2 separate regions of the Mus musculus genome follow, and region 2 is linked to region 1. A link is a loop called in an ENCODE intact Hi-C map of the cell type or tissue named here. Cell type or tissue: heart. All regions are shown on one strand.

Evidence for each region. A loop is a pair of places that touch in the nucleus more often than their neighbours do. Peaks named below come from ENCODE experiments on the same cell type or tissue, not always from the same donor. Only the 100,000 strongest peaks of a DNase experiment are listed, where the experiment ranks them.
Region 2: a loop joins it to region 1, with 22 times the contacts of the local background. A loop is called at or near these places in 23 of 42 quality-filtered maps.

The regions. Positions count from the first base shown.
Region 1 is chr5:130,850,008-130,858,007 of GRCm38, reverse strand. Gm40337 (a long non-coding RNA gene) reads left to right here and starts at 2,767. Exons shown (of 3, transcript XR_868569.1): 1 at 2,767-2,785; 2 at 2,926-3,068; 3 at 3,448-3,883. In heart, a CTCF peak has its summit at 4,434 (motif pointing right); a DNase peak (open chromatin) is centred at 4,437; H3K4me3 peaks cover 585 bases; H3K27ac peaks cover 947 bases.
Region 2 is chr5:130,402,275-130,410,274 of GRCm38, reverse strand. It overlaps a transcript of Caln1 not described here. Among named protein-coding and RNA genes, the nearest start is that of A330070K13Rik, 22 kb to the right of the region's middle. In heart, a CTCF peak has its summit at 4,883 (motif pointing left); no DNase peak of the experiment used is centred here.

The DNA of each region.
Region 1 (8,000 bases):
CTAACTAGACTGAGGGACCTTCTTGTATTTCTGGTTGGAGCAGGTAAATAAAATGTCCTGGGGGTATTTCTGGATACGCTGGTAAGGGAACAAGCCTTGTTACTTTGTTGCAACTTTTCTTCCTTTGGGAATTGTTTGTCTGGAAATGTGAGGGTAAGGATTCGGGAGAGGAGTGTTGGATGAAACGTGGCTTCTGTGAGAGCTGTAAAAAGAGAGAGAGACTCGAGGGTTGCGGGGCGTCATCTGTGAGATTCCTCTCAGCAGCTAAAGGGGCTGTGACCGAACATGGCCCATGTCTAAAACCAGCTGCCTGGGATCACTCCAACAAACAGGACAGTAGTTCAGACCCACCTACCAGAGTAAAGAGCAAACACTGTCTCCTGGAGTTTGGTTTCCTTGAGACACTGAGGCTGAGACAAAAATTCAGGCCAAGTAATTTATTCAGAACAAAGATGGAAGAGTGGCCATGAAGAGGTCAACTCAGGGCCTTTGGATAATTACACCGAGCCCCAGAACATGAAGGCACCCCCCCCCCAAGGGAGAGGCTGGCTACATTCCTCAGAAAAACTGCAGGGCAGACTGACCGACCATTGGCTGCCTGCAGATATGGGACACTCCTAGTACCTCCTTCTCTAAAGACCAATCAGTTTAAAGGGTGCACTGTTCGCATATCATATTGTGCCTAGTTGCTGATACTCTATTCTGCCCCTGGACACTGTGTAAAAACTTGCCGACCTGGAGTCCCCACCTCTCTTTCAGGTGCAGGACGACCCCAGCACTGGAACAATAAACTCCTCATGCTTTTGCATCAATCTCATGCTCTGAGTGATTCACTTAGGGGGTTCCCGGTAGCTAAGGCTTGTCAGAGTCTTACAGCCACAGTGGATGGCTGGTGTCTCATTCCTTAGGGACACACCATTAACATCCCTAACTAGAGCTGGGGCTCACAGTTTCAGCTATCATCCCTGGCCAGTGAACCCCAGGAACCTGTCTGTCCCCACCTCCCAGTGCTGAGGTTAAAGGCATGTACACCAATCCCTGGCTCCATACACAGGTGCTGGGGATCCTAACTCAGGCCCCCAGGTGTGTGCAGCAAGCACTTCACTTAACAGAGCCATCTCTCCAGCTCTGTGCCGTTTTGTTTTCCTTTCGTCCGGACTCTACACAGGAGATAGATTTGTGATGTTTGCCTTTCTGTTTGGTTGATTTCGCTTAACTTCCAGTCCCATCCATTTTCCTGAAAACAGCCTAACTTTATCCTCTTTTGATTTTAATCACTGAAAAGTGCTTCCCTGTGTCTGTGAGCTCCATCTTCTCTATCCAGCCAACAGTTATTGAGTATTGTGGCTGATTCCACATCTCGGTTATTGTGAATTGCAGGACAAACTCCTCTCTAAGGTAGATCATAGAGACAGTTCTAGAATATCTCAGAGAATTTGGTGTCCTGAGGAGGCCAGGGAACATTAAATAGCCAAGCTTGTACTTGGATCACAGGTGTGGAACCTTCATGACTGAGTTCACACATCTCACACACCCACACACCATACTGCACCATGTGACTGAGCTCTCTGGTTACTTTAAGAGTGGTTTTACAACGTGAGGCAGAATATATGCATATATATGCATACCTGTGTATATATGTGTATATACGTATATATACATGAATATACATGGCAGATGGCACTTGGCTCCTGTGAGAGAGCTGTAAAAAGAGAAAGACTCAAGGGGTGGGGACATCATCTTTGAAACTCCTCACAGAAGCTAGAGGGGCTGTGATCTAATGTGGCCCATGGATAACAGCAACTGCCTGGGATTCTGTAAAATAAAATAATATATATATATATATATATATATATATATATATACACACACAGATACAGACACAGACACACACACACACTTATACACACACACACACACATATTGGTTGGTTGATCTGTTTGTTTTTGAGACAAAGTCTCACCCTGTGGCCCAGACTAAAACTGGTGATCCTCCTGCCTCAGTCTTCTAAGTGCTGACTTTACAGAAGTGCACCATCATGTTCAGCTTTTCTTTTCTTCCTTCTTTTCTTCTGTCTCCTCTCTTCTCTTCCCCTTCTGTCTGTCTGTCTGTCTGTCTCTCTCTCTCTCTCTCTCTCTCTCTCTCCTTTCAGTCTGTGTGTGTGTCTGTCTGCCTGTCCACCTGTCTATGAGTAGCTGGAATGATGGATGTGTATCACAAAGCTGGTGTGTCTTGCCTCCAACATACCCTCTTGCCTTTTCACCTTAGCCAAGGGTTGAAGCAGCATGGGATGAATGGGATTAGCCCGAGAGAAATAAAGATTTTCTCTTCTCTTCTCCTCTCTTTCTCTTCTCTTCTCTTCTTTTCTCTTCTCTTCTCTTCTCCCCTCCCCTCCCCTCCCCTCTCCTCTTCTCTTCTTTTTTTCCTTTTTGAGACAAGGTCTCTCTGTGTAGGTCTGGCTGTCCTGGAACTCACTCTGTAGATCAGGCTGGCCTTGAACTCACAGATTCACCTGCCTCTGCCTCCTGAGTGCTGCACTACCACCTGGCTAAGAGAGACTTGTTTGTCAGTCTGTTAGACTATTGAGACAATGGACCCTCATCCCCTCAAGTTAGAATTTCCCCAGGTATCTCACACTGGAAGAAGGAAGAGGGACCAGCCGAAGGAGAATGTCTCCTGGAAAAAGATTTCTCAGTTCTACCTTGTCAGCTCACCTTACAGAATGAGACTAAAACCCAAGGTCACTGGAAGACAAGAAGACTACACTTTGGCCAGAACAACTTGGGTATGCATGTCCCGGCCCTTGACTGAAGCTTTGATCCTGCTTCAGAGGCCCAGAGATGGGTTTTGGAGTGTGTGGGGTGTGTCATCAGATTGACGTGTCCACATTGAAGAAATCCCTCCTTTCTGCTTTCTACCATTAAGTGTGGCTCTTTCAACCAGCTTACTGAGGTGGAGTTGCTGAACCTGGATTGGGACACAGGCTGTGATCCTTACGTTCAACATCAACCACTCAGTCCTGGCCACAAACACCACCTCATCATAGACTCCCCAGCTTCCAGAACCAGGTATCAGACATGTCTCTTTCCATCAGACATGTCCCTGTCTGTGACAGTGACAGAGCATGACAAGATTAGGACTAAGAGCAGTTCCTAATGACATCAAATATCCCTCAAACATCCCCAGACATCTCTCTCCCATCAGTCTTCGATGACTGAAGGTGCAATTACTAAGAATCTAGGAGGAAGGGCTGCCCACACCCATTAGAAAAGAACAACTGAGAAACTAAGTCTCAGGCAATGGCTGAGTCGGAGCTGGGTGGGCCACATGTGACTCAGGCAGACCTGACACATTCTGTTCTGTGTTTTCTGAGTGAGATCTGTGGGTGTGTCGTGGAGTGGGCGACTTCTGTTTGAGTCAGAAAAGCTCTCTCCTGATTTCCTCCAGGTCTGCGTCAGATCTCCTGGCGGGACCATTCCGCCTTAAAGGTACTCTAGGGTTTGCATGTGGGTGGGGGTGGGCAACACAAATGGAACAGGGTCCAATAAACAGGAAGTGATTGTGTTTCAAGGTTGGATTCAGAGCACCGCATGCATCTCTCTAGCTGGCTTCCTTGCAATTCCAGCACTGGGGACCACTGACTCCCTCCCCCAATATGTGACATTTCAATATTGGGCACAGGAGAACAGTGACTGAAGAGGACCAAAACTAGAGATTAAGATAGGCTAAGGCCAGGCTCTCAGGACAGAACAGGTAAAATCTGGCTCGCTATGCTCACAGAGGTTTGAGGAAAGAGCGGTACGTGAGCAGGTGCTGTGGAGGGGTCTCATTAGGTAGATGCATGACAATCATTGTCCCACTCCCAGGACCCTCACGGAGGAAAGGCAGAACAGAACCTAAAAAGTTGACCTTCACTCAAACACACACGTGTAATATTAAGTAAGCAAATAAATGAATAAATAAATAAATAAATAAAATGTGACTTTTTTTTCCACAAAAGAAAAAATACATAAGGCAGTGTGAAGGTCAGGATGTGTCAGAGATGAAGGCTCTGTAATTAGTAAACTCTGACACCAGAAGGCAAGTCACATTCACTTACAGTGCTCCAGTCTAGGTTAACCAAAGATTATCCACTCTCTGCTTTGGGCTGAAAACTGGTTAAAGACAAGCGCGCCCCGCCCACTCCCCCGCACCCCCCACCCGAAAATCTGATTGGCTTTCAGTGTTGTGTCTTTACTTAATAAGTGCATTAGATAAAAGCTCTGCTAATGAAATGCAACAGGAAGCAGTGAGATCCTGGAATCAGTCCCGGAGACCATGATTTTTGAAGTCTCTCAAGCATTTCCAGCTGTGAACTTGGCTACAAGCAGCCCCCTGACTCAGAACAGGTGGATAGATTCCGCAATGACAGCTCTCTGCCACCAGAGGGCTCTCGGCACGCGGCGTAAGAATCCATGGGAGCTACCGGCAGGGGGCGCTCGCTGCCCGCAGCAAGTTTCACAAGCAGGCCAGAAAGACTAGTTGTGTAACCCTCAGACACTTTCTAACTTTATGTTTCATCTGAAGAAAAAGAAAAAAATCTGGTTTCAGGACCATGTTTTTCTGAGTCCTAGGAGAGAGAGCTTTGGATGAAGGTCACTTTGGAAGTAAAGGGAATGAAAGGAAGAAAAGAAAAGGGAAGTGAACAGGAAGTGGGAATTCACGCCAGTCACCCCCAGTTACCCCAGGTACGCTAAATCTCGAGACTGGTGATTCTAAGTTAAAGGCTAGCTGCAACAACTAATGTCCCCCGAGTATGGGGCTGAGGATGTGGCTCAGCCATAACGGGCTTGCCTAATATGACCAAAAGGCCCTGAGTTCATTCAATTCTCTACTTCCACCAAATAAAACAGAAACCCGATAAAAGGAGACAGAAGATGTATCCACCAAAAATCCAACCCTGGGCTAGGAGTGGTGGTGTTCACCTGTCATCAGGGTACTTGGGAGCTTGAGGCAGAGGACATGGTGAGTTCAAGGCCAGCCTGGGATACATAGAAAGATCCTGTTTCAAACAATAACATTCTAATCCTGGCATCACGAAAATGCAATGGTGAATCTAGACGTTTCTCTTTAATGCTAGCTGTTGTGGCATTTCTGTGTGCTGTCCCCATCCTGAGAGCCCCACCCCCCTTGTTTTTTGTTTTTGTGTTTTCTCAGCGCCTCCTCCCTCAGTGCTGCACAACTGGAGCACCCAGATTCAGTCGATGGGAGAAGAGCCCCCTTTGCAGTCTGTCCTGCCATAGCATCCCTGGCCTCAGTTTCCACATCTAAAAATTAAATTAAATAAAAAATGAAATCTACTGATTTCTAATGTCGTTTTTACCCTCCTGCCATTTCAAAGAGTCAGGGTTCTAACCTTCCCCCAGTTATCAGCAGTGCCAGGGGAATTTTAAAATATTATGGCCTCGACACTCCCCCGCCCCCTCCCTGCAGGACGATGGTAATTGGTCTGCAGCGGAAGGGATCCTGCAAAGATTTTTTAAAAGCTCCCTGGGTGACTCTAATGTGCTGCTGAGTTCAGAACCTCTGGCATCTAATTCCCCTGCTGGGAACTCTGCAGACTGGCGAGTCCCCGTCCAAAGCATCTCCCGCAGGAAAACCAGGCTGAGCGGGAAAACAGGAGCAGAGTCTTTGGAGGCCTGGGAGTTGGGGGGGTGGGGGGTGTCTCATGAAACTTGTAAGCTTGGTAGGACTTTCTGACGCCCAGGCAGGACAATGTGACAGTGCTTCTCTCAGAGTGGGAAGAGAAACTGCCTTTCTCTCTTCGCCCGAGCTCCTCCCTTCTGCTTCCTGTCTTGTTTCCCCTTCCCTCCCCACCCCCCACCCCCACCCCCCGCCCTAACCTTCACACACCAACTGGGTCCCAGCTTCAGGTGTTTGCAATGGCTTTCTGGATTCGCTGGGTATATAGGCTTTCCGTCTTTCTTTCCCCACCCCGAAACCATTTTTGGCTAATGTATATTAGTTGTGTAGTGGGGAGCATTGTATGGCTTCAGACATTTCTTTTTAAACCCGGTTTATTCATGCTCTATGGCACAGGTATGGAGGTCTGAGAACAGCTTGCAGAAGTTGATTCTGTCTTTCCATCCTGTGGCTCCCAGGGTTCAAAATCAGGTTGTCCAAACAAGCCATTCTGCCCACAAAACCATCTTGTCAGCCTTTGCTTTATTTCTGAGACAGGGACTCACATAGCCCAGACTGGCCTCAAACTTGCTATGTAGTAGGCACTGGCCTTGAACCTCTGATCCTCCTGCTATACCGGCTAAGTGCTAGAGTTGCAGGAGAACACCTCCGGGCTTGCTCTGTGTGTGCTGGGGATGGAACCCAGGGTTTCTGCCGGCACTCTGCCTCATGAGCTGGAACCTACAACATTTACACTGAGACGTGGCTATAAATTGATCCCTGAGCCCATGTATGTGACCATCTTGTCATGAGGACACTTAAAAAAATCTTCCAGGCTCTGTCAGAACACTGCTGAGGGTCCCACACTCCTGAAAGGAAGTAAGGGCCCAGTGTGGCCAATTGACTCAACTGGAGGCATTTTTTTTGTCTTTTGTTATTCTGTTTTCTAGGGGTTGTTTTTTCTTTTTGTTTTGTTATTGTTGTTGTTTTTTTTTTTTTTTTTGCTTGTTTGTTTGTTTGTTTGTTTTTTCGAGACAGGGTTTCTCTGTGTAGTCCTGGCTGTCCTGGAACTCACTCTGTAGACCAGACTGTCCTTGAACTCAGAAATTCGCCTGCCTCTGCCTCCCAAGTGCTGGGATCAAAGGCGTGCGCCACCACCGCCAGGCTGGGATTGTTTTTTCTTAGTGAAGTGTGTGTGTGTGTGTGTGTGTGTGTTGTATAAACATCTGGGGAAGCAAATCAAAGCATCTTTAATTCAGAGAGTCAAGTGAGGAAAGTCCCCTCCAATCATAATTTATTTGACTTTCCACATCCCAGACAAGATCGAGTATGCTTTGTGTGGGCTAAGCCGAAACTCCTCTTGCCAATCTGTTGAAAAGGGACAGCTGACCTTGGAGTGTGTGGAAGTCAAAACAACCAACTTGCAGACATTGCTGAGGTCAAGGCTGCAAGATCGTCCAGAAATCACAGAGGTATCAGGGAGAAGGCCAAGGCACATGAGAGAAACTTCCTTTCGCTGTCCCTAGGCCCTGGGACTCACCTAGGACAATCCAGGTTGGCAATGAGTCTGCTCAACAACTGAATGAAGCTTACAGTTGTGTGTGTGCTGGGACACAGGACAGTGTGAAGGGGCTGTTGCCATGCTGTGTAGGCGTGGGAAGGGTTCAGAGGACTCAGACGATGGATACGAGGGCCATTAACAGGGAGTTGGGCTTTGTCTTGTCCGGGTCCTGTCCTTAGAGGTTGCTGAGACAGGTCCTTCCTATGTAGGTTAGAGGAGCTTAGAGTTCACTAAGAGCCTTAGTTGGTCCAAGCCCTCAGTCCTCCAGCCTCCCTCTGCAAATCATATACCTGCCCCTTGGGGTGAAGGGGTGATACCATGGCTGTGATCAGGGTTGTTAGGCCAGACAGCCCTAACGAGCCAGGCTTAGCCACTTACCGGGCCTCTTAAACAGACAAATAAGAATGAAATGCAGAAAAAAAGACATTTTCCAACATGGCCACACTGGGAAAAGGGACAGAGAGGCCCAGTGGCCTACCAAGTTCAAGGCCCTGACATGAAGTTTAGGTTTAAAAAGAAGGCAAGAGGCCTGAGGGGATAGCTTAATGGGGAAGTGAGTTGGCTACACAAGCATGGCCCTGAATTTGGATCCCTAGCACCCACTTAAAAAAGCTCGGCATGCTCATACCAGTGTCCATTGCTTATGAGGTTGTGGGGACAGACACAGGAGATGCTCTGGGGTTGCTAGTTACCAGTTTAGTTCTGGGTTCAGTGAAAGATGCTGTCCCAAGGGAGTGGTAAAACAGGACACTACTGTTCTCTGGCTTCCAAATATATG
Region 2 (8,000 bases), 450 kb after region 1:
CACAGGGTAGATAGAACCTGAGACGTGCCACCAAAGGCGAAGGTTGTATCTGACCACCGTGCATGCATCTGCTCTATCAAGTTCTTGTTGCATCAGTGAAATAATCTTACCCCTCCCTTAACCCCCCCCCCCAAAAAAAGAACTTAGGGTAGAAAGAATGTATTTTGGCTCACAGTTCCAGGAGGACACAGTGAGGAGGACCTCATCACAGTGAGGAGGCATGGTGACAGGAGCAAGAAGCTGACGGGTCACATTGAAACCATACTCAGGAAGCAGAGAGAGAAGAGGAACTGGGGCCAGGTTATAAAACCACCAGTCAATCCTGCCCCCAGTGAGGTACTTCCTGCCAAAGGCTCTGCCTCCTAAAGGGACTGTTATCTTCCCAGATGGTGGCACCAGCTGGGGGCCAAGTGTCCAAACGCCACATATAAGCCTGTGTGGTACATTTCTCATTCAAACCACAACAGAGACAGACAGACAGACAGACAGACAGACAGACAGACAGACAGATAGACAGACGGGCGGGCGGGCGGGCAGACAGACAGACAGACAGACAGACAGACAGAGAGACAGAGCGAATAGGAAAGCCAAGACACCCTTCCCAGTCCAGGACGCCCCAAATGTAACACCCAGCATTGTCCTCTGGACAAAATGGATGAACCTTCAACACCACTCCCTTCCCTCATCTAACTAGATGCCTCTTCTGAGCCCTGAGAACCCCATATACTTTTGGGGGACCTACAGTTGATCCCTAATAAAAATGGTTCTGCCTTCCAAACTACCAGTGACCTGATTTCCTGATGAGACTTCTGAGGATCATTCCCCCCAGGATGTCTGTCTGTCAAGGAAGTCCATCTGTCAACTTCCCATCGCATCTTCTAGAAGGGGAGCAGGTGTTTGGGCCCAAATCTTGAAGTTTGAGTTCTGTGATAATGGCTGGGTACCCATTATCATCCTTTCAGCATCTTCCTCCAAGAAGCTATCCACCCACTTCCTGAAGGACCTAAAACATCCTGGAAGCATTGGCCAGGCTTGCGGGATAAGTGGGAGTTGCTCTAAACCTCCCCCACCCCCAAATGACATTACATAAGGTCTGCCGCTCAAGGACCATTGTGTGTGTGTGTGTGTGTGTGTGTGTGTGTGTGTGTGTGTGTGCGCGCGTGTATATTTGCACATGTGTGCACATGATTTTAGAGGTTAATGATAAATTCTGGTTGTCTCTCTTAATCATTCTCTACATTATTCTTTTCTTTAAAATTTTTAAGGATTATGTATATGTGTATATGTGCAGGCACACACACGTGTGCATGCATCTCAGGGATTGAACTCAGGTCATTAGACTTGGCAGCAAGCACCTTTATGCTTGAGTACTGAGCCATCTTGTTGGCCCTCTCTACCTTATATTTTGAGATCAGGGCTTTTACTTCACCTAGAGGTCACTAGGTAAGCTATGGGCTGGCTGGCCAGGGATTCTTCTGTCTCCACCTCCCCATCACTCACCAGGATTACAGACTCATACCACCACATCCAGCTTTTTTACACGGTTTCTGGGCATCTGGACTCAAATCTTCTTGCCTGGGCCTCAAACATAAGGTCCTTCTGTCAGTAAGGGCTCTAAAGAGTCTAATTCACGCTAATTCATACACCATTGATCTCATAATAAAACAGGCCATGTTGACCCTCCAAAGACAGTGAAACACTATAAAAAGGCCAAGGTGCCACATGTCAAAATATGGGATGACAGGAAACTGTGTCAAACAGGAGGCCACAACTCACTGCCTACTGCCGGTGCCTGGGAAGGAAGCTAGACCAGCAAAAGAGAAACTGAAACCCCAGACTCCCCGCTTGTCCAAACAACAGGCAGCTGACTTTATTAAGTTCCACCAATAAAGACCTTAAACTTTGAAGAGTCTCTATGAGAAAATAATAGTAAATCCAGGTGTGGTGCCACACAACTGTGACCCCGGCTCTGTTGGAGGTGGAGGCAGGAAGATGGCGAATTCTAGATCCTCCTCAACTATAAAAGTTTGAGAATAGCCTGGATTACATAAGACTCTGTCTCAAACAATTGATAGAGGAATAGATTGATGGATGGATGGATGGATAGATAGATAGATAGATAGATAGATAGATAGATAGATAGATAGTAGATGGACAGACAGATAATGGATGGATGATAGAGAGATTAGATAATTGATTGATAGATGACAGGTGAAGTACGATAACTGATTATGGATAAATATAAATGAATGAATGATAGGTGCTAGACAGTCAACAGGTAAACAGATATTAGATGATTGGCAGTTATAGGTAAATGGATTTGATTGATTGATTGATTGATTGATTGATAGACTGATAATGGATGGATGATAGAGAGATTAGATAATTGATTGATAGATGACAGGTAAAGTATGATAACTGATTATGGATAAATATAAATGAATGGATGATAGATGCTAGACAGTCAACAGGTAAACAGATATTAGATGATTGGCAGTTATAGGTAAATGGATGATTGATTGGTTGATTGATTGATTGGTAGATAGATAGATAGATAGATGATAGATAGATAGATAGATAGATAGATAGATAGATAGATAGATAGATGCTAAATAGACAATTTAAAAGAAGTGATTACATTACTAAATAAATAAACTCTATTTCTGTCTATATAGTGGGGTTGCTTCTACTAAAGATTCATGATGACCTCAGCAGCTTCTTCCAAAATGGTGACAGGTCCAGTCAACCCTTGTACAGTGTGACCCAGCACCAGAAGGCCACAGGGAACTGAGGCCAAGACCTGGGCCCAGGGCAAGTCAATAGAAATAAGGTGTCCTTAACCCAAACACACTTTGGGTACCAACCAGTTCAGCTATCAGAAGGACGGCTGGCTTCCTGGGGATTCCCAGGGCTCAGAGTCTCCCCTGAGAAACCAGGGGACATGTTTAGTATGAGCAAGAACAGTAAACATTTTTCTTCTCTTTCCCTCCTCTTCCTTTCATTTCTCTTCCCTCCGCCCTTTCTTTCTTCTTCCCTTTTCCCTCCTCCTGCAGTTCCTCCTCCTGCTCTCTCCTCCCCCCACCCCAACCTGCACTCCCATTACTCTCTCCTCCTTCCCTGACAGTCTTGAGTCCTCCTGCTTCAGCCTACCCTGAGCTGAGATCACAGGGCAACTGGTGTCCCAGAAGCCCACACCCCCACTTCCTCTTTACTTCCCAGACAACCCCAAAACCGAGCTGGAGAAAGCACCTGAGTTTGTGTGGACCAACCTGAGTCAGGGCATGAAGAACAAATGGGAACCTAAAACAGAAGTGACCGGGAACTCCATTTTGAGCCTGCAGCTGCCATCCCGACGCTCACACAGCTCTTCTCTTGGTTACCAGCCAGCCTCTTTCACTGCTCCGGCTCCTAAGCGACTACTTAATCAGGCATTGTGCATTTGGATGTATTCATTATATTTTAATATGATTATGTCCAATCCAGTAGACTGAAACAGATTCATCCAGATGTGTAATTAGTCTCTAAATGCCGATTATTCTTGATGTCAATTTGGCAGGGACTTGGAGAACGAAGAAGCCATTCACACTCCATGTTTATAAGTCATGTTTGGGGCAGGGCCCATCCATGCATCATGGGGTAGGGTCATCCACACAAGCACACCCACAGTGAACTGGGGTGCAAAGGCCCCACCCACCCAGGGGATCCCCAGGTCTCCTGCTTCTGCTTCTCTGCTCTGGTCTTTGAGGAGGAGCTTTGGGAGGGGGTGGAGATAATTGGCACCCTCTGGGGCTCTAGAGAATGGTATAGTCTCCACACTTGCAAGGTATACATGTGTTCGCTAGCCATATAGTCACCCTAAACAAGTGTCTTCCCCAGCTAGTCTCTCAGCTTGCACAGCAACCCCTTTCAGTCCACAAGATCCTTCTGTAGGGACTACATCTTCACATCAGTCTTGCTGGATGGAACTCCCAGAAGTCCAAGCTTTTATGTTCCCAAGTTATCATAGGAAAAAAAAAAAAAAAAACCCTCATAGTTTTTCCCGATTTGTAAATTACATTTATTTATCTGTGTGCCTGGGGTAGGTGGGGCACATGCCGCCACGCATATGTGGAGGTAAGAGGACAGTTTGTAGAGTTGGTTCTTTCCTACAACCATGTGGTCCTGTGGGTGGAACTCAGGTCACTCACCACTTGGTGGCAAGCACCTTTGCCCACTGGACCATCATGGAGGACCAGATGGAAATAACGTCCTCTGGTCATGACAAAGCTGCCCCCACACATGAATTCACAGCAGCTGTGGTTGCCTAGACAAGCCAGTGAGAGACCTGGTCTACAAAATAAGGCGGGGGACTGGTAGGATGTTCAGCAGGTAAAGCTGTCTGCCTCTCAGCCTTATGACCTGAGTTCGATTCCTGGGACCCACGTAATGGAAGGAGAGAATCAACTCCTGCAAGTTGTCCTCTGACCTTCACATTCACACTGTGGCACATGCATGCCTCTCCGTGCATAAATAAATTAATTAATTAATTAATAAAGTTTAAAAAACATAATAAAGAAAACAATTATTTACCGTGACAGGATTGAAGAAAACACCCATTATCCGTTTCTGGCCTGAGCACACTCACATAAATGCATGCATGCATACCTTCACAAACATGTACACAAGCATATATGATATGTGTGCATGTACACACACACACACACACACACACACACACACACACATACAAAGAGAGCCCTGCAGAATTGAGCTCCCATGACTTCAAATTGCTTGTTACCCTAAGGAGCAAGCAGTCTCTGAGTACCTACTTATATCAAGTTTATCTTGGTCTTTGGCTCTGGGATGGTTCAATGGTGCTCAGCACTGACCCCTGGTGGTCACATCTCACACTGCAGCCCTGCAGCAGGCTCATCACTCCCTGCGATCTGACCTGGCCCCTGGAGTACCATCAACTCTTGGCTTTCATCTTACTGTCTGCAGAGCCTTCCTTTTACTAAAATGTAAGCCACAACACAATTGGTACCTTAGTTTAAAAAAAAAAAAAAAACACTCTCATAATCTGTCATCCCCTAGCTGCTACCCCAGCAGCTTCTGATGGCATCTACTGTGTGTACTATGTGGTCCCTAAATCAGTTCGTGAATGCCTCATCATCCATGAATCAGATGCTTCTAACTGGGGTATTTGTGTCCCTGCCATGCACAACGAGCCTCTTCTGTTTTTTAAGTCTCAGTCCAGGCAAAATCAGACTCTCCCATCCCCCAGGTATCAGCTTAGCACACACCCAGCCTCTCTCAGCTCCCAGGATTCAGTCTAGTGCATGCTTTGTTATCTCCCAGGTCTCCACTTGGTATGTATTTAGGCTCTCCCATCCCCGAGGCCTCAGCTCAGGGAACACCTGACCTCTCTACTCTGCCAGACCTCAGCTCAGGGCATGTTCAGCCTCTAGTCCTCCAGAATATCCTATTATCTCCTGTCTCCCAGCTTCAGTTCAGCACATACCTGGCCTCTCTCACTTCTCAAGCTTCAATGTCAAGTCCTCTTAGAGGCAATTTCCAGTCCCTGAGTTCCTGTGTGACTTTCTGCACACAGCTTCCTTCCACACACTCTGCCCTATTTCTTCCCATCAAAGTATTCCTTACTATCTAAAATGACCATATCCGTTTATCTTATCGCATGCTAAGTCTTCAAATATAATAGCTCATATTTGACCAACTCTCTCATAGAAATATCAGCATGTGTGGCCAGAAAGGGGAAGAAATGAAGGGGAGGTGATATTCGGAAAAGAGGAAGACATCCCTCCAGGGACTTCCTGGCTTATGGCTTTTGCCTAAGGGCAGTGGGAATTGTGGCTTTGAACAATCAGAACTCAGAGTTGGAGCTGCAGAGAGCTCAGTAGCTAAAGGCACTGGCTGGTTTTGCAAAGGACCAGTTTGGATCACAGAATGTAGGGTTCGCAACCACCTATAGCTCCAGAACTAAGGGACCCAAAAATCTTCTTCTGGCTTCCTCAGACACGCCTAGACACACACATACACACACACACACACACACACACACACACACTTACTTAAAATAATTCTATTTTTAAAAGGATTCAGGGTTGAGAACAACATCAGAAACCAGAAAGTGAGGGGACATGCTAGGGATTGTCACCATCCTGACAGGAATTGATGATAGTGTCCCCACTCCCACCCCACCCCCACAGTGCATATGTGTCTGTGTGTATGTTCACATCATGTATGTAGGCATACCTGTATGTGCATGTGAGTTCTGAGGTCCACTGTTAACTCGTTATCCCCCTCAATTGCTTATTATTTATTTGCTTATTTATATACTAATTTTATTCTTCAAAGATTTGTTTTATTATATTTAAAAGGGGAAGCATGTACGTGCATGTATTTGGCTCATGTGTGATGGTCAGAGGACAACTTGTTGAAGTTGGTTCTCTCCTTCCACCATCTGGGTCCTGGGGATCGAACTCAGGGACATCAGACTTGGCAGCAATCACTTTTACCCACTGAGCCATCTTGCTGGCCCTCTGTATTATTTACTGAGAGAGGGTCTCTCATTCAAATCTATAATGGCTAACAGTATGTTTTAAGTTTAAATGATTATGCTTAGGAGATCTATAAGACAAAAATGCCTGTAACCTATAAGCCTCACTTTGTCTAAAAGATCCTGACAGAGAGTAAAAAATTATTTAAGCCCCTAGACCTGTGTCTAAAATAGCCCCATTGTTCCAGGATGCCAGGTGTTTGCGTGTTTTTGCCAGGTGTTTGTGGTTTTTGTGTCTTTATAAACCCCTTACCCCTTGAGCTCGTCATGGACTCCTCTACCCCTGCGTGGGCTATGAATCGTCCCCAGTGCACTGGTCTTTCCTGAATAAACCTCTTGCAGTTTGCATCAAGACCATTTCTCGTGAGTGATTTGGGGTGTCGCCTCTCCTGAGTCAGAACGTGGGGGAGTCATCATGCTGTGGGTTTTTCATGTCCAAGGACAGATAACTTCCTGGAATGCTGGGAGCCATTGTTCATGAAAGATAACAAACCATATGTTTGTTCTGTAAACAAGCTTGGTTGTCCCAAGTGCACAGGACGTGTGCTTGCTTACACATAGGCATGAAGTGTGTCAGGATTATCCTTGCCGCTAATTGCTCAAAGGCAGGAAGTAAGTAGCCTTGTGAACTCTGTAGCCCCTGACTAATGTAATTCGGAGCCATACTCTGAGCATGAGTCTTGGGTGCACTCTTGGCCAGTATTTCATAAAGCCTCTTATTCATTAAAATTTACTCATGGTCAGATTGGTGAATCCCTGAATGACCCCAGACCCATAAGAAACCTATAACTGACAGATTATACCAGTCTAGCTAGCCAGCTCGCTCTGGGGAATGCCCTATCTCTGCCTTCCAAGTGCTGGAGAAATGGGGATGGGGGGTCAGCTGCCTGGCATTTATGTAGATTCTCAGGATCTTTTGTGGTTGTTCTTGTTTTGGGTTTTTTGTTTTTGTTTTTGCTTTTCAAGACAGGGTTTCTCTGTCCTGGCTGTCCTGGAACTCACTCTGTAGACCAAGCTGGCCTGGAACTCAGAGATCCACCTGCCTCTGCCTCTGCCTCCCAAGTGCTGGGATTAAAGGCATGCACCACCACTGCCCGGCAATTCTCAGGATCTTAACTCTAGTCTTCATGCAAGTATTTTATCCACTGAGCCATCTCCTCAGCCCCAGGAATAAAAAGTATTCCTGAGGCATATGTCACTCATTTTAGCTATCAGATTATTAAGGCAATACACACACACACACACACACACACACCGCAATTGTCAAGTTCTCCTAGAGTCTCACTGTGTAAGAAGGAAAAATCTGAAGACTGGAGCCTGCCTGAATGGGTAACGCATCTCTAAGAAGGAGACTTCACAGAATTCTCCCACCTGTCGGACCACCTTGCATGAGAAACTAGAGCTGAGACATGGAGGGGTCAGTGATGGGCAGGACCACACCTTG